Regions from separate parts of the Homo sapiens genome. Here all the other regions are linked to region 1. The links are chromatin loops, found by intact Hi-C in ENCODE. Cell type or tissue: endothelial cell of umbilical vein. All regions are shown on one strand.

What was found. Peaks named below come from ENCODE experiments on the same cell type or tissue, not always from the same donor. Only the 100,000 strongest peaks of a DNase experiment are listed, where the experiment ranks them.
Region 2: it touches region 1 in a loop (8-fold over the local background); 2 of 110 quality-filtered maps call a loop at or near these places.
Region 3: it touches region 1 in a loop (4-fold over the local background); 6 of 110 quality-filtered maps call a loop at or near these places.
Region 4: a loop joins it to region 1, with 3 times the contacts of the local background. A loop is called at or near these places in 2 of 110 quality-filtered maps.

Annotation. Positions count from the first base shown.
Region 1 is chr3:43,219,487-43,227,486 of GRCh38, reverse strand. No RefSeq gene overlaps it. Among named protein-coding and RNA genes, the nearest start is that of SNRK, 63 kb to the left of the region's middle. In endothelial cell of umbilical vein, a CTCF peak has its summit at 3,633 (motif pointing left); a DNase peak (open chromatin) is centred at 3,626; H3K27ac peaks cover 295 bases.
Region 2 is chr3:43,540,820-43,548,819 of GRCh38, reverse strand. All of the region lies in intron 11 of ANO10 (anoctamin 10), which reads left to right. Among named protein-coding and RNA genes, the nearest start is that of ANO10, 77 kb to the left of the region's middle. In endothelial cell of umbilical vein, a CTCF peak has its summit at 4,429 (motif pointing left); a DNase peak (open chromatin) is centred at 4,429.
Region 3 is chr3:44,195,615-44,203,614 of GRCh38, reverse strand. No RefSeq gene overlaps it. Among named protein-coding and RNA genes, the nearest start is that of TOPAZ1, 42 kb to the left of the region's middle. RefSeq lists an enhancer at 4,655-4,704. In endothelial cell of umbilical vein, a CTCF peak has its summit at 4,777 (motif pointing right); a DNase peak (open chromatin) is centred at 4,794; H3K27me3 peaks cover 197 bases.
Region 4 is chr3:43,339,734-43,347,733 of GRCh38, reverse strand. It overlaps SNRK (SNF related kinase), which reads right to left. Exons shown (of 7, transcript NM_017719.5): 5 at 7,235-7,447; 6 at 4,256-4,390; 7 at 1-395. SNRK-AS1 (SNRK antisense RNA 1) reads left to right here. Exons shown (of 3, transcript NR_046757.1): 3 at 1-815. Among named protein-coding and RNA genes, the nearest start is that of SNRK-AS1, 8.2 kb to the left of the region's middle. In endothelial cell of umbilical vein, no CTCF peak of the experiment used is centred here; a DNase peak (open chromatin) is centred at 3,763; H3K27ac peaks cover 626 bases.

The DNA.
Region 1 (8,000 bases):
TAAAAGTATTCCCTTTTTACCACATTAATGCCAATATCTATTGTTTTTTGACTTTCTAATTATAGCCATTCCTGTAGGAGTGAGGTAGTATCGATTTGTGGTTTCAATTTACATTTCCTTGATGATTAGTGATGTTAAGCATTTTTTTCCATGTGTGTTGGCTATTCATATATCTTCTTTTGAGAAATGTCTATTCATTAGACCTATTTTTAGAACTCTCCATTGTTAATTGTGTTGTGTTTTTATGGTCTCTCTGCTTTTGCTCAGGCATTTACTTAATCATGCAAAACATCCTCATTGGGGGCCCACTTTGAGCAAAGCCCTCTGCTGAGTTCTGCAGAAGGCATCAAGGCAGAAGCCCTAGTCCAGCTCTTTCATCAACCAGTTGATGAAGGAGTCTTAGTTTATACACCTTTAAAACAAGACACTTGTGCTTACTATCCCATTGGGCATTAACTTCCCTACACTGTGAGCTCCTCATGGCAGTGCACCTTTTCATATACCTGCTGACCATTTGTATGTCCTTTTTGGAAAAATGTCTGTTCAGGTCTTTTGCACATTTTAAAATCAGATTATTTGTGTTTTGTTGTTATTGAGTTGCATGAGTTCCTTATATATTTTGGGTATTAACCCCTTATCAAACATACAGTATATATGGTTTGCAAATATTTTCTCTGAATCCATAGCTTGCCTTTTCATTGTGTCGATTGTGTCCTTTGCTGTGTAGAAGCATATGTGGTGGTGGCAAGGTCCTGGGCAGTCCCTAGTTAGCATCCAATGCCACAAATCAGCGACATGTGACTCACTCTGGAATGAGGATGATCAAAACCTTCATGGAACTATCCACCCCAGCTATGGATGCAAGCATAGGTAAGCCTGACAGATGCTGAAGTCACACAACAGAGGTGTCTGATTCAGCACCTCACACAATTTATAGTCATATATTTGTTGATATTTTGAAATTTTTTATGAAAACTTTCAGATGTACATGATATAGACAGAAGAGTATAATGAAACCTCAGACACTCATCACCCCACTCAACAGTGATAATACTGCCTCCCATTACTCCTTGCCTTTGAATCCCAAACATCCTGCCATTCCATCCCTTATGCGTATCTGAGATTTATAAGGACTTTTTAGAAATGTAACCACCATGCCATTATCCACCCTAACAAAGTTAACAATTATTCCTTAATATTAGATTAGTTCTCTCAAAGATATCTCTTTAGGATTTTTTTTAAAGTCAGAATCCAAACAAGGCTCATTCATTTCATTCAATTGTCGTATGTTTAAGTCTCTTTTCTCTAATAGTTCCCAATTCTGACTACATCAAACTGAAAAGCTTCTGCACAGCAAAGGAAACAATCAACAAAATGAAAAGACAACCTGTGGGATTCAGAGAAAATATTTGTGAAACATATATCTCATCAGGGATTAATATCCAAAATATATAAGGGACTCATACAACTCTATAGCAAACAAAAACAACCTGATTAAAAAATGGGCAAAGGACCTGAATAGACATTTTCCCAAAAAGGACACACAAGGCCGGGCGCGGTGGCTCACGCCTGTAATCCCAGCACTTTGGGAGGCTGAGGCGGGCGGATCACGAGGTCAGGAGATCGAGACCATCCTGGCTAACACGGTGAAACCCCGTCTCTACTAAAAATACAAAAAATTAGCCGGGCGAGGTGGCGGGCGCCTGTAGTCCCAGCTACTCGGGAGGCTGAGGCAGGAGAATGGCGTGAACCCCAGGGGGCGGAGCCTGCAGTGAGCCGAGATTGCGCCACTGCACTCCAGCCTGGGCGACAGCGAGACTCCGTCTCAAAAAAAAAAAAAAAAAGGACACACAAGTGGTTAGCAGGTACATGAAATGTGCCCAACATCACACATCATCAGGGAAATGCAAATTAAAACCACAGTGAGAGATCGTCTCACACCTGTTAGGATGATTATTATCAAAAAGACAAAAGATAAGTGCTGGTGAGGATGTAGAGAAAAGGGGACCTTGGACACTGTTAGTGGGAATAAAAATTGATACACTCATTATGAAGAAACAGTGGGAGTTTTCTCAAAAAATTAAAAATGGAACTACCATATGATTTAGCAATCTCACTTCAGTGTACATATCCAAAGGAAATAAATTTAGCATGTTGAAGACATATCTGGACTTCCATGTTCATGAAAGTATTATTCATAATAACCAAGATATGGGATCAACTTAAGTGTTTGTTAACAGATGAATGCATTAAGAAAATGTGGTAAATATACACAATGGAATACTATTCAGCCATAAAAGAAGAAAATCCTGCCATTTGTCCCAACATGGATAAACCCAGAGGATGTTATCTTAAGTGAAATAAGCCAGACACACACAAAAATATTGCATGATCTCACTTTATTGTGGAATTTAAAAAGTCAAATTCATAGAACCAAAGAAGAATGGTGGTTACCAGTGTTAAAATAGTTAAAATAGTTAGTTGGGAGGTCATTAGGCTAAGGAGGTAAGGCCTTGGGTCTTACCTAATCTTAACCAAACAGAAACTGCCAACAAATCTCTAATTAGGGATTTTCCACTGAAATAAGGCTACTGCTCCACTTTAACCAATCAAGTATTTTCTTTGCCTTACTTTCGTGCTCATCCTATAAACGTCTTCCTTTTGTGCCCCTGCAGGGGAGTCCCCAAACCACCTGTGGTCTGGAGCTGCCTGATTAATGAATTTCTGTCTGCTCAAATAAACTCTTTAAAATTTTAATGCACCTAAGTTTACCTTTTAACACCACGGATAGGGAGTGCAGCAAAGGAAATGGGGAGATGAAAGTAGGATGTACAGCAGGGTAGCTGTAGTTAATAATACTGTATTGTATATTGCTAAGAGAGTAGAACATTGAGTGTTCTACACACACACACACAACTATGTAGAGTGATGGATATGTTAATTAGCTTGACTGTAGTAATCATTTTATTATATATATATATCAAAACATCACATTGCACACTTTAAATGTACACAATTTTTATTAAAAACCAAAACAGTTCTCATTCCTTTTTGTTTCTTTTTCATGTTATTGATTTGTTGATGAAACTTGGTCATTTATCTTGTAGAATGTCCCACAATCTAGATTGGGCTGATTGCTTTTTTGCAGTGTTGCTTAATTTGTTCTTCGGTACCCTATATTTCCTGTACACTGGTAAGAGATCTAGAGGTTTTTTAAAATTCAGGATTAATTTTTCAAAGGCAAGAATGTGTCATCGTTAGTGTTATATATTTCATGTTGCCTCACCTGGGTAGACACATAAAGCATGGTTATCTCACTAATAGTGATAGATCAGTGGGTTTAGATGGTGTCAGCCTCACTGCTCTGTTATGAAATTCCCCATCAACATTTCCCCTAAGGTTTTCAGCATCCACTAATGATTGTTTCCTAAATTAATTATTCCACTAAAGTCACAGATGGAATTATATAATTCCTCCTGCATTTAATAGTGGAAATTTTTCTACAAAGAAATTTCTCCAGAAACAATTCAATTATCCAGAAATACAGTTATACAGACTAGAAAGTTAAAATAAATGTTTTTTTCTATTTACCAATTTTTGAAGTAATGAGCTGAAGCCCTAGCAACCTCTAGTGGAGAACCATGATCTTCTCCTTTCTTTTCTTTTTTTAAAGTATTATTTCGAGCTCATGGATTTTTATATTGCTGTTTTAATCTACTGTTCTATTTTTTTTTGTTGTTGTTGCTAAGAATTTCCAGTCTTCTGGAATGGAAACCTTTCAGGTTGACCTCTGGGTATCTTTTACATAGTCTTCATAGTTTTTTATAGTTTTTTTTTTTTTTTTCTGGCACAAGATGTACCAGGCTCATCTTGTACATTTCCTACTCACCCTTGGAGTCAGTCATCTCTCCAAGGAGCTCTGCCTCTTATATTGAGAAATGGTATTTAGAGACCACAATCTGGGCACTAGGGGTGCTTGTCATCATCAGACTTTTTCAGTGGATAGCACTACAAATAAATATGTTTTAGAGGGAAATATTGTAATTTCATACTCTATTTCCAATTCAAATTTCAAATCACAGAGTTTCTATTTAACCTTACTTCAATATGTAGACCTACTACAATTTATTCAACTAGTCCCCTATTGCATGATTATTTGGTTAATGCCTGTCTCCTGACAGACTCTATGTTCTCTATGATGTCTGCTTTTACTTCCTTCGGTGTCGCTTGTTCTTAACACAATACCTAGAACATAGTGGATGCCCAAACATGTGGGATAAATGGATGCTTGAATGTGTGAAGGTCACTTCTAGCCCTGGAATTCTAGCCTCCCTAGACCCAGCTACAACTCACTAAGTAAACGCACCTTCAAAATCACTGGAATTCCTAAACCTGAGAGTGTACCTCCACCCTCTAAGTAAGAAGAGACCCCCATGAGAGATTCCTGGCCATGTCCCACGCACAGGGAACTCAGGGAGCTGAGGCATGGAAAAGGCAGAAAAAAAGGAGAACTCTAGAGACGGAAGCCATCAAATGGGAAATAGAGAAATTGATCACACCTGCCTCTGGCCCTCCATGTGTGTTTTGCTCAGTTTAACCCAAGACTGTTTTCTTTTGCTTCAAGGAGTGGCGGTGCTACAGGCTTTCCAGGTGCTACGGGCTGCAACAGAGGAGGCCTGTTGCGGTGTTTTTCAGTGCCTTTTGTGGTGGTTTTGATCTTTTGTGCACTCCCTTCTGACACTCACAAGGAAGACTTGTAGAGTGTCTAATTGTTTACAGGACCATGGACCCTCACAGTGATTTCAAGAGTCTGCAAGTGATGTGCTTGAGGTTTCACCTTGATGAAGTGGCTGAGCTGGGACTTGAACAGATGCCCCTGGAATGCTGAGTGTCTTTCCCTCTGATTACCTCCTTCCCCACAAGATTCACTTCAGAGAAACAAGAGGGGCTTGGGCACCACTTTCCTTATGCCCCAATGATTCTTCTTCCCAAGAACTTAGTTGAGATTGCCAGTTGCATTTGCCTTTGTTGTTGTCAGTGTCCTGTGGAAAAAGGTTGGCTGGTTATTCAGAGTGGAACAAAATTTTTTGAGGCCTCCTTTTCCCACTCTTGTTAATGAAGGCTTTTGTACTGCCCTGGGGTACCTCCTTGATGCATATTCTTTGTTGATGTTATTGTTGTTGTTTGTTTGTTTTCCTTTTTAATTTATAAACAATATTTTCTCCAATTCTAGGAGTTATATGTGTGAGAAGATTAGAAGATTGAGAAGATTAGAAAAATGAAGAAAAGCATAAAGAAGAAAAGAAAGCTTGTCTGGTCTCCCACCACCCTGAGTTACAGTGAGGACTTGGTGGGCTGCCTTCTGTATTTTTGCCTCCCGTGCCCTCCAGATCCATGCCCTGTGCTGCTCTGTGCCTGCAGCCTCATCAGCAGGCCCTGTGCCCTCTTGTATGACTGGGTTTGGCTACTTGGAAGGCCTGGCAGAAGGAATGAGAGTAAAGTCAGTGAAATTGTTCCTCTGCCTCCCTCCCTGCAAGGTCACCTTGTTGCAGATCACTGCTCCTCTCGAGACTCAGGAGCCTAATGAGACGCTGTCTCCTGTCGCGCTCTGCTTACTGTCCCTTACCTCCCTCCTTTAGATGTAAGGACGGTAAGTGCCTAGCAACTGCACTATTTGTTGTGCCCCTACCCACCTGCACTTTTGTAACTATTCCCTCCCCAGGTCATCCTATGTTGAGCGTGCCATCTGTTTTCTATTGGGAATCTGATTGATTTACTTCCTGACTCACTAACATTTCAAGGCCTTCCCCCTGAAGTTCCCATTGCCATGAGCTTTCCCGAGGTTTCCAAGCCATGCATGGTATCTAGAATAAATGTGGGGGGCTGAGGAGAGAAGGCCTCTAATTTTCTGAGTCTTGCCTGGTAGCACCCCCAACCTGACCATACACAGAGCGAGGCCCACATCCATGTGTTGTGATATGAGGGATTCCACACCTCCACCCACTCCCAAGAAGCTCCAACTCCTGCTGCTGTTATCCCTTTATTAAAGTCACTCTGTTGATTACCTGAATTATCTCCAGAAGGTCCTCTGCCAGTCGAAGAGAAAGTTGTAAGAGAAAAGGAATGAGCCACAGCTTGCTCAACCCAAGGTCTTTGTGCATAATCTGCCTCAGAGCCCCACTCACGGACTGGCTGAATCCTGCTGACCTCTCTGGCCTCAGCTTTAATGAGGCATCCCCTGCAAAGCCTTCTCCAAGCTCTCCACCCCGGTTAGGGGCCCTTCTTCTGTGCTTCCTCATGACTCTTATTACAACGTGTTGTAACTCTCCGCATGAGGCTGTGAGGTCTGCGAGTGTGGGATCTGTGTCCCATTCACCCTTCCACCTGGCACTTGGCCATAGCACCTGGCACATAAGCACTCCATACATATGTTGAACATTGCATGTTTGGGATATCCTCCAGTATGAAGTTTCCCCATGAGATCCATTTTGAAGGACTATTTACAGTGGGAAGACACCTTGATTTGAATGAGCCAGCCACCTCCTCCTTGAATACCATATACATTAGAATCCATTTGCCCATCCCCACAGGCACTGATGTGATGGGACCCTTAACAGGTGTGTTTATTGGAGGTAGGGGTGGATTGTAGAACAGAAAGCGAAACTTTGTCAGAGATCTTTATGGGGTGTTGACATGGGAGGGGGCAGAAGAGTATAAAAGCAGAGCTAGGGAGATGGAAAAAGACTCTTTTTATTCCATCATTTTCCCAAGAATCAGGTGTAGAAAAAAAAATACCTGTGCTGCTGAGGATCATAGGGAGATAGACTTCAGATGCAATTTCAGTCTTCTGAGGTCACTTATGCTTTTATCTACCTTTTTCAGCTTTACCTGCTAATGTGGGGGCAGGGGAGCTCTATGCATTAGTGAAATACATCTCTATTTGCATAAAGAAACACTGGAAGGATATACGGGAAACTAATAAAGTGGTGACCTCCAGGGGATGGAGGCGAGGATCCTGATAGACTAGGGTAGCAGTGGAGAAAAACTTCTCAATGATTCCTTTTGATATTATTTTGACTTTTGAATCGTAAGAATATGTAAGCTATTCAAAAAATAAAAAATTACATCTAAAAATTTTTCCTTGAGAAGAAAAATAATCCTCAAATATTTTTTACTTTCACCCACTTAAGTGGAGCAAAAGACTCAATGTTCATCTAGTCTACCCTTTTACACATTCTTATGGAAAAACCATGAGACTTGTGTATAATAACAAAATGTTGCTGTGTGAGCAGGGCTCTTTTGGGAGGGAGTGGTATTGTGTAACATTTGCTTTTGCATGAAGAGTATTGGTGATTCCTATTTGAACCACAATGGATGCATATCTTTCAATCTAATTAGAAAATTAGAAGACCCTAATACTGATGTGGTAAATGTAGAAACCTAAACATTGCAAGGGAGAGCAGATTATCTGCAATCAGCTATGTGGATAGCACAGCAGTAGCCACTGATGAGTGAGAGAACAAACTTTGCTTCCTTCTAAGTGTGGGACTTCCAGACATCTACAGGTATGGATGCACAGCAGAAATTTTGTTGGTTGCCGCTTGCTGCACGGATGACAGAATTTGGAGTAGAAGCCTGAATTAAAGTATTCAGGTCACACAGTGCTTTTGGTTCACAAATTCCAAATTCACCCATCCTTACTGATTCTCTTAATAGGTTACTAGTAAGAAGCAATGAACTCTCCATAAAAGCGACAGTTGGAGGACTGTGTGGCATTCACTCAGAGGAGCAGAGGGAATTTACCTCTTTGGAAAGCAGTTTGCACTCATCAGGAGAATTCTTGTATCCCACCAGTGCTTTGAAGCCTGCTTTGAAAATGACTGTTAAAATTACTGCATTGGCAAAAATTTATAAGCTACTCTGCCGTGAGATAGCCAAAGTCCTAGAGAATTGGGACTCCGTGATTGAAAAGGCCACTCACCCAAATCATGCTTGTTCCC
Region 2 (8,000 bases), 320 kb before region 1:
AGCACTAACCAAATGTAAATGGAATAATTTGTAGGAATTTTTTTTGTTGCTTGTAATTATAGTTGTCAAGAATATTGTAACCACCTTTCATTTTTAGATATTTTAAAAACAAAACAGTTATGGAACTCTATAAAAGCAGAACTTAGGAGGATCCTGAATGGTGTTTCATATACTTAAGGCCTTAGGACTCAGGGCTGACCAGAGGAAAGGAAATCATGAACTTGCACATTTCCAGTGTTGGCTAAAGAAATATATTCTGCTTTGCTCTTTTTGGCTCTTATTGTATTTGGTAGGAATCTGTGTTCATGATAGATGCTATATGTGGAATATGCATTTTGGAGAATGATTTTAGACAGCAGTGAGTGGGAGGGAAAAGAAAATGGCCCTGACAGATACAAGTAGTCTATTTTGAATTTTGTAAGTTGAATAGAATTTTGGAGAGCTATTTGCAAGGCTGATTTATGACCTGTGGAAGTGAGAAAACAAGACAGAGTTACCTTTGACAGGGAGAGACCAGCTGGCTAGGCTTGTAGTGTGCTTTCTTGATTTAGAATATGGCACTTCACTTCACAGATCTAAAAATTTGTCTTTGCCAGTATACTCAGAGTTAATTAAAGGCTTTTGGGACTGACTGAAACTTAAAACTCATGAAACTTACAAGGGATTGACCAGAAAGCCAGGTGGTTAATTTACAATAAAAAGATACTTTACCAATACCGTAACAGTGGATGTTAAAGTGAAGGTGGATTGGTTATTAGAAGATTTCTTGGTAAATTTAGAACAAGAGCAGGAGTGGTGTAATATCCTGAAATACGCAGAAAACCTGAAAACCATCCCTACCTCCACACAGAGCAGAGCTCTCTCATGAGCCAGCTCTTGGTGTCCATCGCTAGCTTCTGAGCAATGCTGGATGAGCTCATTACAGTCTACATCTTGATTTTTGCCCTCACTTTCTCTAGATTCCTGGCTGGCTCAATATATTACCATTGATTAGCCTACTGCTTTCTTTTGTATTTAGTGATACCTTAATCACATATTGAGGGCCTGGTTCTTCTTACTTAATTCGGGAGACTTACTGGCCTATAAATACTGTTCTGCAGGTGGCTAGTCTCGTGTTAAACAGGATGGTTTTGCTAGTCTAATCCTCACTCGATTCACTTAATCTGCACATTCTAGGGATACTTGGCTGTTACCCTCTAGGTTCTAACCATTATGCCTCCTCTTATTTATTTATTTATTGTCTCTTCACATTGTATAAAAACAGCTGTTTTAATTGTCATTGTCTAAACTGGCAAAGTAAGAAGCATCAAGGAAGGCTAGGAAGAAGCCAGGAAGCATCAAAGAAGGCTCCCTGCAGGTTTCAGGGGGATCATAGCCCTGCCAACATCTTGATTTTGGACTTCTAGCCTCCAGACTATGAGAAAATACAGTCCTGCTGTTTTAAGCCATCTATAATAGTTTGTGATAACTTTGTTCTGGCAACCCTGAGAAACAAATGCATTTTCCTTTCTGTTGTAATAACTTTTGTTAGCCAATTTTTAAAGGGTCAGTCTGCTAGCAACAAATTCTCTTAATTTTTTCTTCATCTGAAAACTTTTTTTCTCTTTCATTCTTAAGTATAGTTTTGCTGGACATAGAATTCATGGATGATAGTCTTTTTCTTTCAGCATATGAAAAACATTTTGGTATTTCCTTCTAGTCTCAATGGTCTCAGAAGAGAAATATATCATTCCAATTGGTGTTCGCCTGTAGTTAATGGATCCTTTTTTCTCTGGCTGCTTTTAAGATTTTTTTCCCTGTATCTTTAATTTTTGAAAGTTTAATCATAATGGGCCTTAGTGTAGCTTTTTGGGAGTTTATTCCATTTGGGGCATGCTCAGCTTCTTAGATCTGTGGGTTTGTGTCTTTAACCAAATTAAGGAACTTTATAGCCGTTATTTCTTCAAGTACTCTTTCAGCCCCACTCTCTCTCTTCTCCTGGGATTTTCATATGAATCTTGGGTCTTTTGTATTTTCCCACAGGTCCCTAAGGCCCTGTTCAATTTTTGTCAGCCTGTTTTCTGTTATTCACATTAGGTGAATTCTGTTGATGTATTTTCAAGTTCACTGTTTCAACATCTTCTATATGTCCACACTACTATTGAGCCCATATACTGAGGTGTGTTTTTTTTTTTAATTTCTATTACTGCATTTTTCAGTTCTATAATTTTCATTTGGTTGTTTTTATAACTTGTATTTCTTTTGCATGTGGATGTCCAGTTTTCCCAGCACCATTTGTTGAAAAGATTGTCTTTTCTCTAATGCGTGGTCTTGGCACCCTTGTTGAAAATCATTTGACTGTATATGCAAAGTTTGCAAAATCATTTGACTGTGTATACAGTTTATTTCTGGGCTCTTTATTCCATTGGTCAGTGTTTCTGTTTTTATGCCAGTACCATACTCTTGATTTCCATAGCTTTGTAGTATGTTTTGAAATCAGGAGGTGTGAGACTACTAACTTTGTTCTTCTTTCTCAAGATTGTTTTGGCTGTTTCAGTGTGTATTTATGTCAATGTGCTTGCAGTAAGCTATGGCTATTTATTTTATGATATTTTAAAATGTTAACTATCGATCAGAAGTTGGATTATATTGGCACAGATGGGTCCTCTCTTTCTGTCACAGTGTGTATTTGAATATTTGTTTTGTTTATACCTTATTGACTTTCATACATTTGAGAGGGCCCTAGCTTTGGTTTCTCAATAGAAAATTTTGTGTGTCAGGACAAAACCAAGCTCAAGCTGTTTAAAATAGCCAAAAAATTAGAAATTTACCAATGCTATTCTAGTGTTGCTGAGACCTCAGCTGAATGCCATCTGGTCTTGTAATGAATCCAAAAAGTGTAACATTTACAAATAGAATAGAAAATACAAATTTTTGGTTTGCTACCATTCAGTTTGTAAAATCATGTTAAAATTCTAATTCTGAATTTTACAAGGTAACTATGTGAGGTGATAGATATGATAATTAGATTAATTTTGCTAATCATTTCATAGGATATACATATTTCAAAATATGTTGTATAACTTAAATATATTTCAATTTTTATTTGTCAGTTATACCTCTATAAAGCTGGAAAAAAAGAATGTTACAGAATGTTCATCAAAACTATCAGTGGGGTCGGGCACGGTGGCTCATGCCTGTAATCTCAGCACTTTAGGAGGCCGAGGTGGGCAGATCACCTGAGGTCAGGAGTTCGAGACCAGCCTGGTCAACATGATGAAACCCCGTCTGTACTAAAAATACAAAAATTAGCCGGGCATGGTGGTGCGTGCCTGTAATCCCAGCTACTCGGGAGACTGAGGCAGGGGAATCGCTTGAGGCAGAGGTTATGGTAAGCCGAGATTGCGCCACTGCGCTCCAGCCTGGGCGACAGAGAGAGACTCTGTCTAAAAAAAAAACAAACAAACAAACAAAAAAAAACCATCATTGGGTCAATTAACATGTTTCTGTTTATAAGATTTTTCTCTTTTATCTGAAAATCTTTTCAAATAAGGAAATTAAATCTTAAAATTAACGTTAAAATAGAATTTTTTACTGGAGTCTACATAATGTTCTTATTGATTTAAAAAAGTTTTGCTAGTAGCATATTAAATTAACAGCATGCTATACTTTCATATGTTTATTCATGGCCCCTATAAGAGCAGAAATTTTACTAACTCAAAAAATGCCATAGTCTATAAATATATAAAAATTCTCATAAATTTTTAACGTCTTGATGGAAAAAGCAATTTAAGATGCTTTTTTTCCAAATTAATTAACCAAATAAATATCTAGATACATTTACATGATTAGAATTTGTTAACAGAACAAACACGACTTAGAAAATGTAACAATTTTATAAAGTTGATGTTGAGTGTTAATGTTCTCAAAATTTAAAATTGGATGAATTGATAGTTTCTATTGCTTTTCTGGATCACATTTCCAAAGCCAGGTCACTTTATTTTTTACGCAGGTTTCTGATTCTTTTTTTTTTTTTTTTTTTTTATTTCAGACAGAGTCTTGCTCTGTCACCCAGGCTGGAGTGCAGTGGCACAATCTTGGCTCACTGCATCCTCTGCCTCCTGGGTTCAAGCAATTCTCATGGCTCAGCCTCCTGAGTAGCTGGGATTACAGGTGCACACCACCACGCTTGGCTAATATTTGTATTTTTAGTAGAGACGGGGTTTCACCATTTTGGCCAGGCTGATCTCGAACTCCTGACCTCAAGTGATCTGCCTGCCTCAGCCTCCCAAAGTGCTGGGATTACAGGTGTGAACCACCATACCCAGCCCTGATTCTTCATTTTTTTTTAAAGCTTGATTTAGTACAGATGAAACTGAGTAAAGGCAAAAATGATCACTGCTGTATTATGAGAACTGTGTCATTTGTCACAACTTTTGTGTATTTACTGCCATCTAGTGTTGCCTTTAAAAATTGATGACACTTGAACACTACTTTCATTTGCAAAATAAAGAAATTTTTGTAGACTGAACCAGAGAATAGCCTACCAATGTAATAGATGAAAACATGTGAAAATGCCATTTTTTGTGGGTTAAAAATAAATACTGGCGGTGTCATAAAGTTCAGCTCTCAAGATTAAATCAATATTCAAATAATTTCCCTTAAGTAATTATCATCCTTCTTTTTGAGGCAAACTTAGTTTGCTTTTTTGATGTAATTTTTAGCAAAAGATTACTACTTTACCTGCAGAATTATGTATGTCTCCAATTTCTAAAAAATAGAAATGGCCTGATATCTTCCAAATATTAAATCTTAGATAATACTTCATTTTAGTAATGACAGTTTTAATTCTAAATTAATTGACAGTTTTAATTCTAAACTTGGCAAGATGTACCTATCAGACATGTTGAATTACTGACAATTTACCTACTAAATTTGGTTCTTTTTCTAAGGTGAAGACGAGTTAACTACTCATCCCAGAAATTACACTGCATTTCTAATGTTTAGGGCCTGGTGACCACCAAGCCTGCCTGTACCATGCATGTTTAATTCGTGGTTTAAAAAATATCATTTAATTACAGTTTCTTTTAAAAAATAAGTTTTCATGTGGCACCCCCTCTCCATCTGCCAGCAGCTGCTTAGAAGCAGAATTGAGGCCGGGCGCAGTAGCTCACGCCTGTAATCCTAGCACTTTGGGAGGCCGAAGCGGGCAGATCACAGGTCAGGAGATCAAGACCATCCTGGCTAACACGGTGAAACCCCGTCTCTACTAAAAATACAAAAAAATTAGCGGGCGCTGTGGCGGGCGCCTGTAGTCCCAGCTACTGGGAGGCTGAAGCAGGAGAATGTCGTGAATTCGGGAGGCAGAGCTTGCAGTGAGCTGAGATCCGGCCACTGCACTCCAGCCTGGGTGACAGAGCGAGACTCCGTCTCAAAAAAATAAAAAAGAAAAGAAAAGAAGCAGAATTGAGTCTTATCTGTAATACCAGAAGTATCCTCTGAGAATGAACTGAGCCTTTCCAGGTTCTTTTGTGCCCTGACTCACAGGCTTTATTTTCCTAGTTTCAGATTTGAAAGTTGCAAGCATTATACAGATAATTCCTATATATTCTTTATCAGGATTCACTGATTTTGAACATTTTGTCACACATGTGTTCTTCCTCTCTCTCAACTAAGAGAGAGGGAGGGAAGGAGAGAGAGAAACAGAGGGAGAGAAGAGAGAGAGATTTATAGATATTTGAAACTATACAAATGTGGATTCTATCCCTATACTGCCTCTTAGGGTATCACCTTGTCTTGTGAGCCCATTCCCTTGACTTCAGAGTGAGGCCAGTGCAGCCTCCCTTGCATGAGTGTTCTAAAGAGTAGAAATAACACATGTATAACTCTGATTATGTGTCTGGTATTGAGCAGGTGCTTACTAATTTGCAGGTCTTGTTACCACTCTCACAAGGCGAGGCATAGATGAGGTTGTATATGTGAAATGCCAAACACAGGGCTGAGTACTTGGTCAAGGCACAGGGGATGTGAGCTGCAGTTCTAACCAGCTTAGTATCAGAATGAAACTTTCGTTATCTTTATTATCATTTTCATGATTATTTGGTTAAGCAGGTAGTGTCACAGCATAGAGGTAGCTTGGGGTGTCAAAGTCTGGTGGTAACTGAATTAGAATCCCAGCATTTCCTTTTAATCTTTGAGTCTCAGTTTCCTTGGATATAAAATGGAGACATTGGTAGTGTACACAAGAAGTGTCAGGCACCATGTTTGATGCAGAGGAGGAAGTGGAAAATTGATAACAGTTTATAGCACCACTGTTGTTAATGAGTTCCTCTTTCAGCAATTAGTTCATATGACTCTGTCAGCTCTAGATTTGTTGTCATGGGCCAGGCTCTCCATCATAGCATTGCATTGGTTCCGTCTGTGTTACAGTTTGCTGCTTACATGTTTATCTCCCTCTCTTACGTACCTTCTATCTGTGGCATGGCTGTTTTCTTCTCTCTGCTGATCTTACTTCCACGCCTCAGCCTAGCCCTCCCTCCCTCTCATTCATCCCTCATCAAGACTTGCTGATTCTGACTTCTGAATATTTGTTTCGGCTCTCTCCCTTGTCACTGAGTTCATGTTCTTACCATTTCTCATCTAGACATACTTTTTAAAACAGCTGTGGTGAGCATAACTCACACACCATACAATTCCCTTATTTAAAGCATACAGTTCAGGAGCTCTCACCTAAACTTTTACAGCAGATCTTTTTTACAGAAGGAAAGCCTTCTGGCTTTCCTGCTTTTCCTCCTTTGGCCCATGCTCTCTACTGCTGGAGTGGTTATTCCTAAATGAAACTCTGATCATATTTCTCTTCCGCTGTGGCCCTCACATGGGTGTCCATGGCTTACAGAAGAAATGCGTTAGTCGAATGCCAGATGTTTGTTAGTCTCCTTCCCCTTCACTTCCCCTGGCTTCCATTCCATCCTTGGATAACCTAGGACCCTTTGTGAAAGTCACTGTTATCATTTACTAAAACTGTATGACAATCACGTGGCTCCATTACCAGATCGAGCTTCCTGAGAGCATGAGCAAGGACAGCATATGATGAAGCCTCAGTAACTGAGAAGCTTCATAAAGTAACTCAGTAGAGTTACTTTAACTCTTTGTTTTCAAGTGATTAAGTAACTGCTTGTTAAACGTTTATTAATTAATGAATGAGTCATATATAGTTTTTTTATTCAGTGTACATATAGTTAGTGCCAATTACTTAAGAATTAATTTATAATTATAAGGACTTTGATAATGTACCTTTGAGAAGTATACTAAGAAAACCCTTAAGTAAAATATTAAAATTATATCATTTATAAGAAAAGGCAAACTATATTGGGCAGTATGGTATAGTGGTTGAGAACATAGGTTCTGGGTTCAAATCCTGGCTACACCACTGACTAGCTCTGTGTCTTCAAATGAGTACCTACTTCTACAAACTTAGGAGGATTAAATGAATAAATGCATGCAGTATGTTTAGTACAGTGCCTGGCAAGATTAAGTGTTTAGTTTTGTTAGCTATTATTGTCATTGTTTCTGAAAAACAATCTGTTGTCATAGAAGTCTCTTCACCTAATTGAAAGGTTTGATTAAGTTCTGAGAATTCAGTTTAAAACTTAGCCTACAAAGGAGCCCACAACAAACTAAGTTACTAATCTGGTCACCATTTCCCATTGTTGAGCATGAGTTGGGTTGGTTTTTTATTTTTGGATTAGGGTGCTTTTGAATAGAATTATGGAACTGGGTTTTTTTTCTTCCTCCTCTTGTTTCCTTTATTCCTGTGATAATCTTGGAATTTACTAGTCTTTCCATGGGCTCTTTAGCTGTTATCTGGATAAAACATTGCTCTGTGTTCTCCTAATGTTGTGGGAATAATTAGTCAAATCAAATGCTTACATTGAATACATATTTATTATGTGCTAAAATATGCTAGGCATTACTATGATACATCCCTGGCTTCAGGAATGCTCACAGACAGAATTATGCAA
Region 3 (8,000 bases), 980 kb before region 1:
GTCTCTGGTTTTAAGGTTGAGTTTATTGGAGATCTGTCCACCAAAGGGTGGACTTAAAGTTCTTAGCTGTGGTTATGTCAATCTTGAAATAGAGTTGCAGGGCCTGTATATTCCATTTAGGTCAAGACTAAGTTGAGTGAACTTTGAGGCTTGGCAAAACTGGAATTGCCCATCTGTGGAGTAGAGAACTGGTAAGTTACTGATACACTGGTTAGCTCAATTCGTTATGCACTGGTTAGCTCATTTACTGAACACATATTTTGTGGGAAAGCCTGGAGCTATGAAATCAAGACCATCTCACCCCTAAGATGCTGAAAGCCTGATGAAAGATGGATTTGTAACCAAGCATACCCCAGAAGTAGGTTGCATATTCACCTCTTCCTTTGTTCTCTTTCCCCCTTATTCCTCTCTTCTGCCAGTAGCACCCACACCACTTCTTTGGTTCCACAGGAAACCTCCAGGATAAAGACACTTGCTGAGTGGAAGTGCTCACATACCAGCAGTTACTGTGTCCTGGAGGATGCCCTCAGTGAGATCTGGCAGCCAATGCCAGAGAATACAAAGTCATGTTCCTTTCTCCCATCCAGTGGGCAGGCTGCTATATTTCATGGCTAGTCAGCAATCTAGTCACTTTATCAGCAGTTTGCCTATGACTCCCTTAGATATTATCGGAATTTATAGAACATGAGACTACATTTTGAGAACTTAAAAGGTAGGCCGGGCATGGTGGCTAACGCCTGTAATCCCAGCATTTTGGGAGGCCGAGGTGGGTGGGTCACCTGAGGTCAGGAGTTTGAGACCAGCCTGGCCAACATGGTGAAACTCCGTCTCTACTAAAAATACAAAAATTAGCCTGGCGTGGTGATGGGCACCTGTAATCCCAGCTACTCGGGAGGTTGACCAAGAGAATTACTTGAACCTGGGAGGCGGAGGTTGCAGTGAGCCAAGTTCATGCCACTGTACTCCAGCCTGGGTGACGAGTGAAACTCCGTCTCCAAAAAAAAAAAAAAAAAAAAGTATTTAGGCATCTGTCAATGACTGAAATTTTATTTCATTTCATACCATCAGATTGTTTCATCTTTGGGGGTTTTGGATCTTTTCAATGCTCTTACAAATATGAATCACCTCTTCAGCAAATAAAACATGTGTGGATATTTTGTGTATACTGTTGACCACCATGGCCCTTGCCTTCCACTATATGACGAGACTAAGAAATGGATTAGAATAAGCATCCTTGTATCTGGTCGTCTTTCTTGGTTCCTCAATTCTGCAATCCTAGGAAAACAACCCCAGGGCCACAGTGAGATAGCACGGGTCTCATTATTCTAAAGACAGTGAAAATGACTTTTAATCTAGGAAACAACAGAACTGTTTCTTCTAAATTCTTGAGGAGGCCTTTCATTCAACAGATATGTTTATCCACCTGGAGCAAAGTCTATAGGAGTTAAGTAGTAGCAAATGTGGGAATACTGCTTGGCTTATGAATAAGCTAGGTGATTCCTGTCAAGTCCAGATGAACAATGTGAGCTATTGGCCTCTCATGAAAAATCAACTGTAGACAAGAAAGAAGGAGGAGTGTCATCTGGGAACTTAAACAATTGAAGCCTCTGGTGAGAGGCAACCCCAGCTGCAAGTGTAGGGTGTCTGAGGGAGGTTATGAGAATAAAGCTCTTTGGTTCTGTTCATGCCTCTCCACCATATTGCCCTAAGACAGTCACTGCCTGCTCCTTCCATGTTAGAATGGAGAAGAAAAACCCAGCTCCCAGTGAGGGCCAGGTAACATCAAGGTAGCAGCAAAATAGGAAAAAAAAGCCCTACTGCTGTGAGGAGTTGAGGAAATAAGGAGGGGGCTGCCCAGTTACCCACAGGCAGTTCTGGGTCTACCCTTCCACCCCTAAGCCCCAGGGATAAGGGCATTACGGTAGCTCATCCCAAGGCTGCATCCTAGAGTTGAAAGATAGGAATTTCCTGGTGGAGAGATGGAAGGCAGTTCTCTGGAGCCTGTGGTTCAACTCCTGCCCACCCCTTAGGCTCACCAGGACTGAGACAGAGGAGAGCCTGATTGCAGCCATTCTCAGGTCCTATTACCAGGCAGAGGAGCTCAGAGCCCCAAGGAATAGCTCACAGGCTCAGTAACTAGACACTTGAAGAGTGCCGCAAACTGAACAGTAGACCCTCTGAAACAAGGATTGGACCAGATGCAACAAGGACTTACAGGGATGATCAAGAAACTTGAAATGAGGAATGGTGTTGGCAGCATGAAACAAGAAATCAAAAGACCAAGTATGAGAAGAATACAAATGAAGAATATATATATGTATATATAGGATAAACAGTAGTAGACAAAGCAGAATAAATCGGTGAGGTGGAAGATCAAATGAAGGAAACAGAAAAGTATAAAGCAAGCAGGAAAAAAGATATGAAAGACGGCTTTGTCTAGGAGACCAAAGGGAAAGGTGGAGACTAGCTAATTAGAGGTGACCAGGCTTAGGGTCACATGGTCATCCACAGAGGCACTGTTTGGCTTGAACTCAATTTAGAGAAATTGAGACCAAAATTATAAAATAAAATTTAATCCCCTCTTGGAGGAAAAAGGAAAATCAACATACTTCTATTAAAGCCAGCTTTCTTCTTCCTGCTTCATCCACTGTCTAGCTGGGTATGTGATATACTTGACCTTGGAAGTATGCATGCTTGACTATGCATATCCCTCATCCAGAACAGATAATGTCTCTTTGAAGTTATTGAACTATATAAAAAAGCTATGTTAAATGACATCCTTAAAATCACAGTGAGCCATGTACAATGTCAAAGACTGCCGAAGGAATACTGCAATCCAACAAACAGCTTCCATGGTTCAAGATTGACTGGTGATGGAGTAAGGAAAGCCTTGTGGTTTCCAGTGAGCAATAGCTTAGGTCACCCCCTAACTTAGGCACTTCTTTAGTAGAAAGTGTGACTTTTTATGAAGATAAGGGTAACCAAATCTGCTGGCCACCCTGGGCAACTGTGTTGTGGTGGTGGTAGTGGTTGTTTAAAATCCTGAGTTGCCTGTCAGATGTCTGTAGTCTTCTGTTGTCAATGTATTTTACATGCCTGTCATCTTCTGCTTGTAGCTATATCTGCCCAGGGGCAGCCCTGATGTACCTTCTCCCGTTTGGAGAAGGGAGACAGTCAAGCTTGAACTACCTGAAAGGCTTCTATCAGCCTTTCCTCAATGAGCAATGCCCTCTTCTCTGCAAATTGTGATCAGCTGTGCATGCAGCAAGATGAACAAATGGTTTTGACCAAGCTGGCCAGTTGGTCACTTTAATAAAGTGAGATGTGAACTCACTTTATTAAAATTCAAGGACACTGGTTTTCCTTACTAGGAATCCGGGACTTTCATATGGTGGTGGGTGTGGGATGGGGGGGTGGGGGGTAAGGGGGGAAGGGGTGCGGCAGGCACGAGGGTATGGGCAGCAGGTGGGCTGGTGGCGGGGGAGGTGGGAGGCCTGTATTTGGATTTCCCTTCTCTGATCTTTGGAAATTGCTCTTTGTGGCATGAAATGCTTTTCTTTGTGTCTGTTCTTGACATGCTGAATTACTTTGAACGAAAGTAGTGGCAAGCCCATCTCCCCTAGGGCAAAGATGAAAACATGTATATGAGGAGGCATGTTGACATGTATATGACATGTGTTCACATGTCACTTCCCCCAGTGCTGGAAGGAAGGGGCTGAAAAAGGAGCTGGAGGGAAAATCCCTATGCCCCTGTTTCCAGATGACCTGCAGTGTCAATATGAGGCAGTATTAATCTTTTGTTCATAGGAATAATCTTTAGGGGTTAATGAGCACCCAAGATCAAATGTAAGATTTCATGAGCACACTTGTTTGAGACGGGGTCTCACTCTATTGCCCAGGCTGGAGTGCAGTGGTGTGATTATGACTCACTGCAGCCTCAACCTCTTGGGCTCATGTGATCCACCCATCTTCCCAAGACTACAGGCACGCATCACCAGGCCTGTCTAATTTTTGTATTTTTTTTGTAGAGACAGGGTTTCACCACATTGCCTAGGCTGGTCTTGAACTACTGGGCTCAAGCGATCTGCCCCCCTCGGCCTCCCAAAGTGCTGGGATTACTGGCATGAGCCACTGCACCCAGCTCATGCGCACTTTTCTAGGGAGCTCATATGTTTTACCAGATTCCCAAAGGTGTTATGTGAAACCAAAAAAATTGTTAAAAAAGCAATTCTGATGGGAGGTCATGGAAAGAATAATGGTCCTAAAAATAAAGGAAAGAATGGAAGTCTTCTACTTAACAGACTATTTGCCCTTGTCCAGTAGAAATGCCACTGCCCCTGCCCCTGCCTTTGGCCACCTACCTTTGTGGGTCACTGAGGTCGGGCAGCCTGACAGGCCTAGATGGACTGGCTTAACTCTAAGGAGTGGCGAGTGAGTTTTTAAATGTAGGAATGTCATTGGTTCTAACACTGGTTGGTGTAGATCTGAGTGCTTGCTCTACACCAGGCATGGTGGTTAGTGCTGCCAGTGTGAGTCACTTTTATCTTCACAATAACCTTAGGGATAGATGGTATTATCCTCATCCACGATGATGAAAGGTATCAGAATTCAATCAAATGAAAGCAGAATGCACTGCCATTATTAAAGTCCGGTGGGCGTTCTGCTCTTCAGAGAGGGTGTAGAATGCAAAAGAAGTTCCAGGCTGCATAAGCGACTCCTTCTTCCTCTCCAGTGAGTTTGAAGCGGGGGCGGGGAAAGAGCTTTGAGTTCTCCTCTGCCGTCACTAGATGGCGGTGTGTCAAAGGCTATTTCCTACCAGGATGCTAACCTCCAAGGAATGCACCTGTTTTGTTCTGGGGTGTTAAAATTTTTTTTTGCCTGAGTTTGAAAGAAGAGTTGTAGGAATGAGGTAGGAAACTCTCCTAATCTATCCCTCCCACGCATCCCCACCTTTCCCCAGAACACTTTAAACCGAATGTTTCATATTTGGCTAAATAGTGCATCTCTTAAATAATGCATCCTACCTGCCTCTGTCCCCTGGAGTAATTCTGCATTTCCATCTGCAGAGCGTCTGCAACTGGCATGATGACTGCATTCTCAGCATGTCGTAACAGTTCTGCAGTGATAAGGCCTTTCATCTTAAAGTCTTTACAGAGTTCTCCTTATGGTCCTGATTCTAATGCCTTGAAATCTTGAGACATACAGTAGTGCAAAGTCCACAAACACGTGTTGAAACATTTTGCTGCTGAGGTCATTAATGACTCAAGAACATTATGATCCTTTACATTTCCCCCATCATCTACTTTGTCCTGGTAAATGAAATCCTGCTTGGGTATTCTCTGATGTTATCAATACTTTCAGACACCTTCTCAAATGTATAACTCTTTGCCAAATGTAGGCAGTCAAAAGATATATTTTGTATCACTAGGAGCTGGCCTTTTTGAAGCCATATTTTAGTACTACAATGAGACCAAAGTAAGTAATCTTATTCAATTAGGAGTTTTTCTTTAATCAGTAGTACAACTTTAATGGCTGCTGCTATTCTGTAGGGCTGTAAATGTATTTTTATTGCACCCTTTCCAGCAGTTAGACACTGAGACGAGTCTCTTGTCTAAAGACCTTCATCTAAAATCATATATAATTCACTTACTAAATGGCTAAACTGGAACTGTGCCTCTTCTCTTACATAGGAATCTAAAACTTAGAATTATTAAGCAGTGGGATCCTCTTCCTTCTCAAATGTGCTTGATGAAAATGTCCTACAGTCCTAAGCTGTTTGTTTCATAAGAGAATTAAGGGCCAGGTATGAATCCTTGCATATGATGTATGTTCAGGGATCTTTGCAATTTCTTTAACAGATCCATAGCAAAGATTTCTTAGTTATATGGAAAATAGTCTCGATTCTTACTAATTTGTATGTTCTGTTTTGAGGCTCCCATTAAGAGCACCTGCATTATCAGATTGCTGTTTCTAACAATCTTTCCTTTGAAATACATAAACACTATTATGACTTATGATATTTTTGCATCTATCAGAAAATATATGCCATCCAATTTTGCTAGTGCTAAAATAAGTATCAAAGTGCTTTCCTTAAATACACTTTTATTTGCTATTTCTGTGAAGCAAACTGCCGTTGGACTTCCCATTAAACAATGTCTAGAATCTTTGCCATTGTCTCTCTATGCTAGTCACACTTACAGCACCTACTTTCAGACTCCTCATCTTTCAACCTGTTGTCTCCTTTCAGTTGCTGGATTAAGTATCATTTGGGCTACATGTTCCCCCCTTGTCCCTAAAATTCCTTCCCATTCCACCCCAGCTATTCTAATGCATTTAATAATATGTCTTTGGATATGTATGATTTCTTCAATGTACAGTGGAATGTATTCCAATTTACATAAATAGTTCTACGTTATTTTCTGTTATGGCCCTTCAATCAATTCCAAGTTTCACCTTATTGATCTCATTCTTTCTTTCCACTCAGTGCTTAAGATGTGTGTACAACTATGAATGCATCCTATTCATGGCATTTAACTGCAGGATGGTGTTCTAGTATTCATCCGAATTTCCCTTATCTGATCCACTAGTGATGGTCATTGTGTCAATTAAGGTAATGTTAGCTAATGGATCAAACACGATGAGTTTACTAATAGGAGTATCAGTCATTTCTGGCTGGATGCAATAGCTCATACATGTAATCCCAGTGCTTTGGGAGGCTGAGGCAGAGGGGATTGCTTGACCCCAGAGTTGGAGACCAGTCTGGGCAACATAATGAAATCCTATCTCTACAAAAAAATTGAAAAAAAAAGCTGGGCATGGTGGTGCACACTGGTAGTCCCAGCTACTTGGGAGGCTGAGGCAGGAGTATCACTAGAGCCCAGGAAGTTGAGGCTGCAGTGAGCCGTGATTGTGCCACTTCAGCCTGGGCAACAGAGCGAGACTCTGTTTTTTTCTTTCTTTTCTTTTTCTTTCTTTTTGAGACGGAGTTTTGGTCTTGTTGCCCAGGCTGGAGTGCAATGGCATGATCTCGGCTCACTGCAACCTCTGCCTCCTGGGTTCAAGTGATTGTCCTGCCTCAGCCTCCCGAGTAGCTGGGACCTCAAGCATGCGCCACCATGCCTGGCCAATCCTGCACTTTTAGTAGAGACGGGGTTTCTCTATGTTGGTCAGGCTGGTCTCTAACTCCCGACTTCAGATGATCCTCCTTCCTCGGCCTCCCAAAGTGCTGGGATTACAGTGTGAGCCACCGTGCCCGGCCGACCCTGTTTCTTTTTAAAACAAACAACCCAGTCACTCCTGATAGGTGCACCTGGGTCCCCAGAGCACTTCTATCTCGTGGCTGTGCCATCTTCAAACCAGGGTTTCCTATAATGATCAGGAAGCAGAAATTGAGGATTGCATCTGAGAGGATTTTCTGAGCCATGCTGAGAGGGGTACAAATCACTTCTATTCACATTCCATTGATCAGAGCTGTGGTCCATGCCCATTGCTGGGGAGGCTGGAAAGCTATTGTTGTATGGCTTTTAAAATTTCTATTTTTCAACTAGCATATAGAACTATAATTGGTGTTCTTTTATTTTTTATTTTATTATTTTATTATTTTCATCTTTATTTTTGAGATGGAGTTTCGCTCTGTCACCCAGGCTGGAGTGCAGTGGCGTGATCTCGGCTCACTGCAAGCTCCGCCTCCCAGGTTCATGCCATTCTCCTGCCTCAGCCTCCCGAGTAGCTGGGACTACAGGCGCCCGCCACCGCGCCCGGCTAATTTTTTGTATTTTTAGTAGAGATGGGGTTTCACTGTGGTCTCGATCTCCTGACCTCGTGATCCACCCGCCTCGGCCTCCCAAAGTGCTGGGATTACAGTCGTGAGCCACTGCGCCCGGCCTATAATTGGTTTTTAAATGTTTACCATGTATCCTGTGACCTTACTACATTTATTAGTTATGGTAATTGACTGATAGATTATTTAAAATTTTCTTTATAAACAATCATGTTGCGGT
Region 4 (8,000 bases), 120 kb before region 1:
CCTCAAAGATCTGGTTGAGGACGGGCGCACTCTTCCTGGATGTCAGGCGGTTGGTTACAGATGGCTTCCGGCGCAAAACCACTTGTGTTGAGAGGGACATGGGTTTCTTGTCCTCCTCATCTTCCTCTTCATCTTCTTCCACCCTGAACAGACACTTCCGCCCACTGGCTGTGGGTTTTAAGCTTGCGGGTGGCACCGTAGAGAGTGCTGGTCCAGCCAACTCAGGGAGGTCATCTTTCTTAGCTGAGTCACACAGGCCTTTGCTCCTGTGGCCATTGAGGACACTGTCAGCAGCCCGAGCAGGAGACTGAGGGACAGTCGCGTGGGACAAAGGAGTGGCCGTGAGGTCATCCTCAAGGTCCTGGGGTACATCAATTTTGGTTGGCCATGACTGCCTATGTAACAGATAGATTGGGGGGAAAAAAGCCATATAATCATTATGCAGATGATAGTAAAGTACATCACAATGAACTTACTGGGACAAAATCTACAGACTTAAAGAAAAAAGCAGCAGCCTTGCAAACCCATTCAACATCCTGTAAACATCAGCAAGGCCACCAGAAGGGCAAATGTGGTTTTGAAACATGGTTCAGTTTGTGGCTTATTGGCCAAGTGAAAACTTCATCACAGGTGTCAGAAAAGAAAATAGGGCAAAGAGCTACTCCATCTTTTCTATACAAAAGCTTTATACTAAACATTTTTTAGAAGCCCATGGAGGTTATTGGCAAAGCAAAACCTGAACACCACGTCTTGTTTCTTTGGTTCTTAGATCACATAAAGGTATATTACTACAAATAAAATTCACCTGAAATTTCCAGGGCTCCTGATTTTACCATGGGGTAAGAACTTGGTGTTTATAAAATGAAATGGAAACAGTTTAATGGATCTGAATTTTAAAAAAGTTATAACACGTATACATCATACAAAAACATATAAAAATCTCTTCTCCAATTAAAAAAAACTAAGTTAAATATAAATATCTGGCTTTTGAGACAGGGTCTCACTCTTTGTTATTCAGGCTGGAGTGCAAGGGCATGAATGCAGCTCACTACAGCCTTGACCCCCTGGGATATCAAGCAACCCTCCCACTTCAGCCTCTCGAATAGCTGGGACTATAGGCGCACACCACCGTGCCAGCCTTAAATAAGTATATTTTTAAATGCCCATACAAGAGTAGTGAATAACAAAATTCACCATTATTTAAACTTTCATTTTATCTCCCAACCTGGAGCTGGAGTTGCCAAAGTAACAAGAATACTGCTTGGTACCCAAAGAAGATGAATTTTTTAAATGAGGCTCTCTAGCTGCTATTCTGAATAAACGTCTCTGAACTGTCAACTATCCTCTCTCCCCAGGGGGGTATAGTCATATAGTTATAATAATAAAGCAGGAACAAAATTTTACCAGTGGCCACTGTATGTGGAATATCTACTAGACTTGCTATGTGCAAGTTTTCTTTTGTTTTGCACAGGTTCCCCTTTAATAAAATAAACCTGTCATTAAAAAAAAATTTAAATTTGAAGCTAAGAAGCAGTATTCTCTGAAGTGGTCATAACCGAACAATGACTAACACTGTGTGGCCACGTCCTGCTTATGGGTTAACTTCTTGGTTTTCCATTCCAGAACTATCTGGGTGCAGTCTATGAGATGCCTACCCTGCTATCTGGCTCCTCCCTAGAGAGTTCCAACAGTGCTGTCCTCGGCTCTACAGGGCAGGCTGGAGGAAGAGTCTCCGGAGTCTGCAGACAGGCCCCGGACACAGTCAGTCCTAAGAGTTCTCAATTAGAAATAATTCTAAATGCCTAGGCCCTTCTCTCAGACCTCATGTTCTTCCATACGAATGTACTGGGGCAGCCCTACAATTATTCATATTTTTAACAAAGTTAGTGCTACTATATCTGAAACAGAATCTGTTCTAGAATTTAAGAAACCTTAAGCTACTTGATTTGACAACTCCCAATACCACACCACCTCACTGCTGCAGGATCCTATCTGTACCAACACCACTCCTTTCAGCTAAGCCACATCTTATACCTACATTCTTGAGATGGCATCTGGGACTTCATTCTCTAGTGGAGTCCCTGTGTTCTCCCTCAATTCCAGGTCTAGGACCCTGCCCCTGGACTCCAGAACCTGCAGGCCAAATCCCTGTTTCTTTCTGCCTACCGAACTGCTTGTGAAGACACCCAGCCCGGCTAGGAGACTGGATATCAGTCTCCTGTTAACCACTCATCTCAACTGGCCTGTCACAAATTCTTCCAGACTACCCACTGGCCACAGAGCATGTATCTGTTCTCTGTGGCTGTGGTTCTCACTGGCCTGACCCTTCTTCCTCCATCCCTGCCCAGCTAGTTGCCATTTTAAATACAGTCTCCTGACTCAGTCCAGGTTTCTACCTCCTAGGTCATTCTGACCACAAGGCATACCCAGCAATGGAACCAAGGGAGGTCCAGGGTCTTGTCGATAACGTTACAGTGACAACAAAGAGAAGGCAAGTCAGGAGACACTGCCACTGCCAGTGGGCCCTGTGCCATAGAAAAAAAGGTGCTCATAGCTTCTCCACTTCAGAGTCTCCATGACAGCAAAAGGAAAACAGTTCAGAAAGCTCTGGTATTTTTAAATTTTTTTTATTTTTAATTTTTATAGAGACAGGGTCTATGTTGCCCAGGCTAGTCATGAACTCCTGGGCTCAAAGGATCTTCCCACCTTGGCCTCCCAAAGGGTTGAACCACTGTGCCTGGCCTACTATTTCTTTATAGCTAATGTTGGTCTCACATATACAATCAGCTTTAGACTGAGTTCTGGTATGTTTCACTGAATAGAAGAGAGTTCAAATCTAAATATTCTCTTCCAGAAGCCTGGTGGTAGCTCCAGTCTCGGTGCACCTGGCGAGTAGTGATGATCTGCCTTGGGGTTACTCTTTCTTGCCAGGGAGCTCAGGTCAGGACTAGGTTGACCGTAACCTCTGAGCATCAGTCTCTGGTTTATCTCATCCCCAAGAATTTCCTCACTCCCTGGGTTCAGTCCTCTTCTAAGCAGACACTAGACAGTGTGCCTAGTTTTTATTACAGAGGAATGCATCCAAGATATGAATAAAGTTACTAAATTCATGTTCTAGTTAAACTAGACTTCTAAATCTTTACTGTTTGGCAAGCTGGGAATGTTTTCCTCCCCCTACTCTGCCATTCCACCCAAGCAACAAAGTTCACATGGCGAGCCAACTGCAAGTAACTTAAAATCGAAATGGCTTTCTTAATCTTTTACAATCATAATATTATTATTCACAATAATATTCACACACATATATTCATAAATACTTGGAGGTACACACAGATTTACTCAGAATCAGCAGCACTCTTCTGTTTTCGAACTACAGTTCCATGGGTTACTTTATCTGAGTGCATAAACTCGAAATAAATTTCATGATGATAATGAAAAAAGTAAGCCCTTTCCATGCTTTGATTTTAAGTGGAAAGTTACTCTGGCAGAAAAGCAAAGTGGGAAGGCTGGGGGAGAGGAGGAGGAGGAGAGAGGGGGTTAGAAAAGGCTTGGGGAGCAGCACGTTCATGACTTTATTGAAGACAATGGTGGTAAAATATTCCCAGCAGTGATGGCAAACACACAAAGCCCTGGTTCTAAGTGCTTTACATATATTAATTCATCATTCCTCTCCACAACCCCATGAGGTAAATAGCATTGTTACTTTTGTTTTACAGATCGGGTAGCTAAGTCATAGAGAGGTTAAGCAACCTCCCAAGGTCAAGCAGCTAAGAAATCAACTAGCTAATGTTGACTATCCAATCCCGGAAATCCTGAGAGAACACTGTGGCATAGCAATACTCTATTTAGTTTTAAAAATTACTTCAAATAACTGAGGGAAAATTCAGCCTTGTTCCTAGAATGAAAAACTAAAGAAAATAACAGATTAATACATGTTGGATTTGGAAGAATTTAATGAAAATAACTAGCAAGACACTCTGGCTTGAGGCTGCTTCTCCAAACATGTTTTCCTGACCATGCCAACAGACACAGCCCCGGTCCCCACTGAGCCCAGAAGGGGACGGCATCCCTGGTGACGAGGGAACCCAGACCCTCATGTACACCTGAAGAGCCCGTGTGTGGCCTCTCCAATGAGGCCGTCATCACTGTTTGTACTCTCTTGCCCCAAAGAGTTAGGAAGCATTAAAAAAAAAAAAAAAAGTTCGCTATTTCAAAACGTTAAACTTACTAAAATCAGTGAAGATTTTTTTCTCACCTAAACTGGGCCTTGATATTGCTCGGGCTTGCAGATCTGGTCTGTATTTCTTTCTCTTGCTTTTCTCTCAGGATCCTTTCAGCCAGCAGGAAGTATGTGGCTGTGATATGGTTATACCTGTTGGTTTCCAGGGCTCTGAGGAAAACAAGGTGAGAGCAAACGTCAGCCATATCAGGAGGTTTTTTTACAAGAAGCAGAATTGATTTTTAAAAGTACAAGCAAGTTAAATTCAATGGCTGGAATCTTTAAAATTATGCAAAAAATGCAAACCAGAAAAAAACCAAACTAGTAGTTATTTAGGTCACTCAAAGTTCTAAAAACAACTGCATAAAAATGTTCATATTTTTATGAAGATTTTTCGTAAATGAGAGAAAAATCCAAAATGCCAACAGCAGCTGAGTTAGACGTCAGTTTTAGACACATAAGATAAGTGCACGCATTATTCAAAATTTGAATTTGTGTGTACAGTGTTTGTATTTGTTCAGGTGGTTTACTTGCTTCCACTAGAAGTACATGAAGACGAAGTCTGTGTTACATGAATGTGCACTGAAGTACTAATATCAGTCAGAAAACTTAGCAAATGTTTTTATTTTCATACTCCCTCTGCATTTACTGGCAATTTAGGCACTACAGAATTATTAAAGAAATTGAAAGCATGTCACCATCAATTGCTTTGAATAAAATCAATGTAGTCATTGATCCGTTTAAAAAGTAATGTTCACCGAGTACCTAGTCTGGCTAGACACGGTGCTGGGACACAAGGCCCACCAAGGCCCACAGCCCTGCCCACTCTCTTGTAGCTGACCTGTCACAGGACATACATACTAGGAGTGTGCTTTGGCTTTGGCGGATTCCACAAGGCCAGGAAATACGTAACTACGTTTTCAGAAACTTTCTGTAGTTACTGAAAATACTCACACAATGAACACTTAGGAAAGAAGCAAGAGACACCATTTTTCAAAATGTACACTGGGGTCACAACTAATGGGGGCAGGGCAGGCTGAGGCATGAGATTACAAAGGAAGTATCCAAGGTGAAATTCAAGGGTAGAATGACTTATTAGTTTCTTCAGCCAAGTACTAAATACAGGAGTTGGCTTGGGTTTGGAAATGTATTGTGAGAGAAAGGTGTGTGTTGGAACTCAGGAGTCACCCTCAGAACAAGCAGCTTCTCATGATGTGAGCAGCAAGCACGGAGTGAGGCTAGCTGAGAGGACAGCAAGACGCTCACCCAGCTATCGGGAAACCAACAAACTGGCAAACTGGAGTCACCTGAACCATTTAAATTGCACTACCTTTTGGATTTATAATTGAATTTATATTAAGTAGTTCTAGATGACACTACTACATGTATATATGTATTTATTTAAGCTAAGAACGTAAGGCCAATTCAGAGAGATACAAACAGCCTTTTACCCACTCAAAAGTGAAAAATCATTTTCTACACATTCCAAAAGTCAGTGTCTGTAGCAGAAACAGCAAGTGTCCCGTCTCCACCACATGTTTAGGTCATTTAAGTAGCTGTGAGTCAATACTGTAAAGAACCATAATACATTTGGAAACTTATAGAAAATTGTGCTTAAACCAAAATTAAGAACCTGGGTTTATTTTTATAAACCTTTCTTTCCAGTAATGTAAAACACTCTAAAGTGTCCTTTATACAGACACTGCCCTTCTCAGGGATCAGAGCCTCCCAGTGGGCATGTGTGTGGCACGAAGACACACAGCAGGGGTCTGCAGGTCCAGCCAACAGGCTTCTCTTCCCCGAAGTCAGGGAACTGGATCAAATCCTGAAAGGGCCCTCCTGATGGGAGCCCCTTTTTTGCCTCCTAGAGCATACTCTCTTTCGAACATACCCAACTGTTTCATTCAACAAATTAAATAACTTCTGACCTTTAATTTGTGGAAATATTCCTTGTTTTTACAGTCAGGACCTCTTATAGAAATTAATCATTATCAGAAAAAAGCAAATGCCTCTTTCCTCTGTATTATCTTTGATTCCAAACTGTTTATTAAAATCTGGCTTTGGGGCTGGGCACAGTGGCTCACACCTGTAATCCCAGCACTTTGGGAGGCCAAGGCGGGCGGATCACGAGGTCAGGAGATCGAGACCATCCTGGCTAACACAGTGAAACTCCGTCTCTACTAAAAAATAGAAAAAATTAGCCGGGCGTGGTTGCAGGCACCTGTAGTCCCAGCTACTTGGGAGGCTGAGGCAGGAGAATGGCGTGAACCCGGGAGGCGGAGCTTGCAGTGAGCCAAGATTGTGCCACTGCACTCCAGCCTGAGCGACAGAGCGAGACTCCATCTCAAAAAAAAAAAACAAAAACAAAAAAACAACTGGCTTTGGTTTTAAAGGATGTAATTAACAACTTGTATAACTTGCAGGCTCCAGGTGGCTGCAGCAGGGGCTCTCAAGGGCCAGATAATAAATATTTCAGGCTTTGTAGGCCAAGTGGTCTCTCCCACAACCACTCTGCCATTATAGCACAGTGCAACCACTGACAATACTTAAATGAATGGGCATGGCTGTGGCCCAATAAAACTTCACTTATAAAAATGTGTGGCCAGCAGCATTTACCAACTCCTGACTTAGAGGACTCTAGGCAGGTGGTACTGTTCTCCCTATCACTGTGGGGACCGGCAGGAGACAGAGGAATGAGAATAGTGCCACAGATAAGGTACATACTGGGATACAAAACAAGCTGTTTCATTCCACCCCTATAGAATGGGGAAAAGGCCACAGCACTCACTGAAACCACCCAGCAATGGCTTACTTGTTCACTAGCATAAAAACCAAAACACCAAAAAAAACCTGTGTCAGGCCCTGGGCCAAGAACTTTAGAGATAAATGACACAACTCTTGCCAACTGGGAACTCTTATCTATTACACAGGTGTCCAAAGGCTGTGTTAAGTAGAGAGAGCCCATTCCAAGAATCCTAAACCTGTGGCCCTCTGTACTGACGGGCATTGACGTACTCTACAATGGCGTCTCGATCCGCTATGTCCCCAAGCACCATGCGCTGAATGATGCTGTTGTGCTCCTCTTCCGAGAGATTTTTGTATGACACAAGGGGAATGTTATACTTTGTAGCTGGTGAAGGGTCCACTCCCTGAAGCCAAGGATGATTTTCAATCTCTTCTAAAGAAGCCCTTCTCTTGGGATCTCTCTGTAGCATCCGTGTGATTAGGCTGGAAAGGAAGGTAAGTCCATTGTTAAAGCAAACTGCTTGCAAGGATCAGTAATGATGGATCATTTTATTAACAAAAATGATTTCCTATACCATCAATTAAATTAGGTGCACTAGTGGTGGCAGTGGGGCAGATGGGAATAATAAAAATTTAGTGCCACTGCAGTCATAAAATAAAAAATCACAACCTCCAGGTACGCTGATAAGCCAAATGCACAAATAAGAGCTCCCTATCATCCAGAATTAACTATAGGTATCAACATCTGTTCTTGAATTAACTGCTGGCTTAGTGACATACCAGAATTAAATTCAAGGATCAGCAATGACATACAGAATAAAGTATACAAGCCCACTTCTGTTTCAGAAAAAAATGAATGATGCTTCTGATGACAACAACTAAAATACCATGTAACATATATATATATATATATATATATATATATATATATATATATATATATATATATATTTTGGAAATGGAGTCCCACTCCATTGCCAAGCTGGAGTGCAGTGGTGCAACCTTGGCTCACTGCAACCTCTAACTCCTGGGTTCA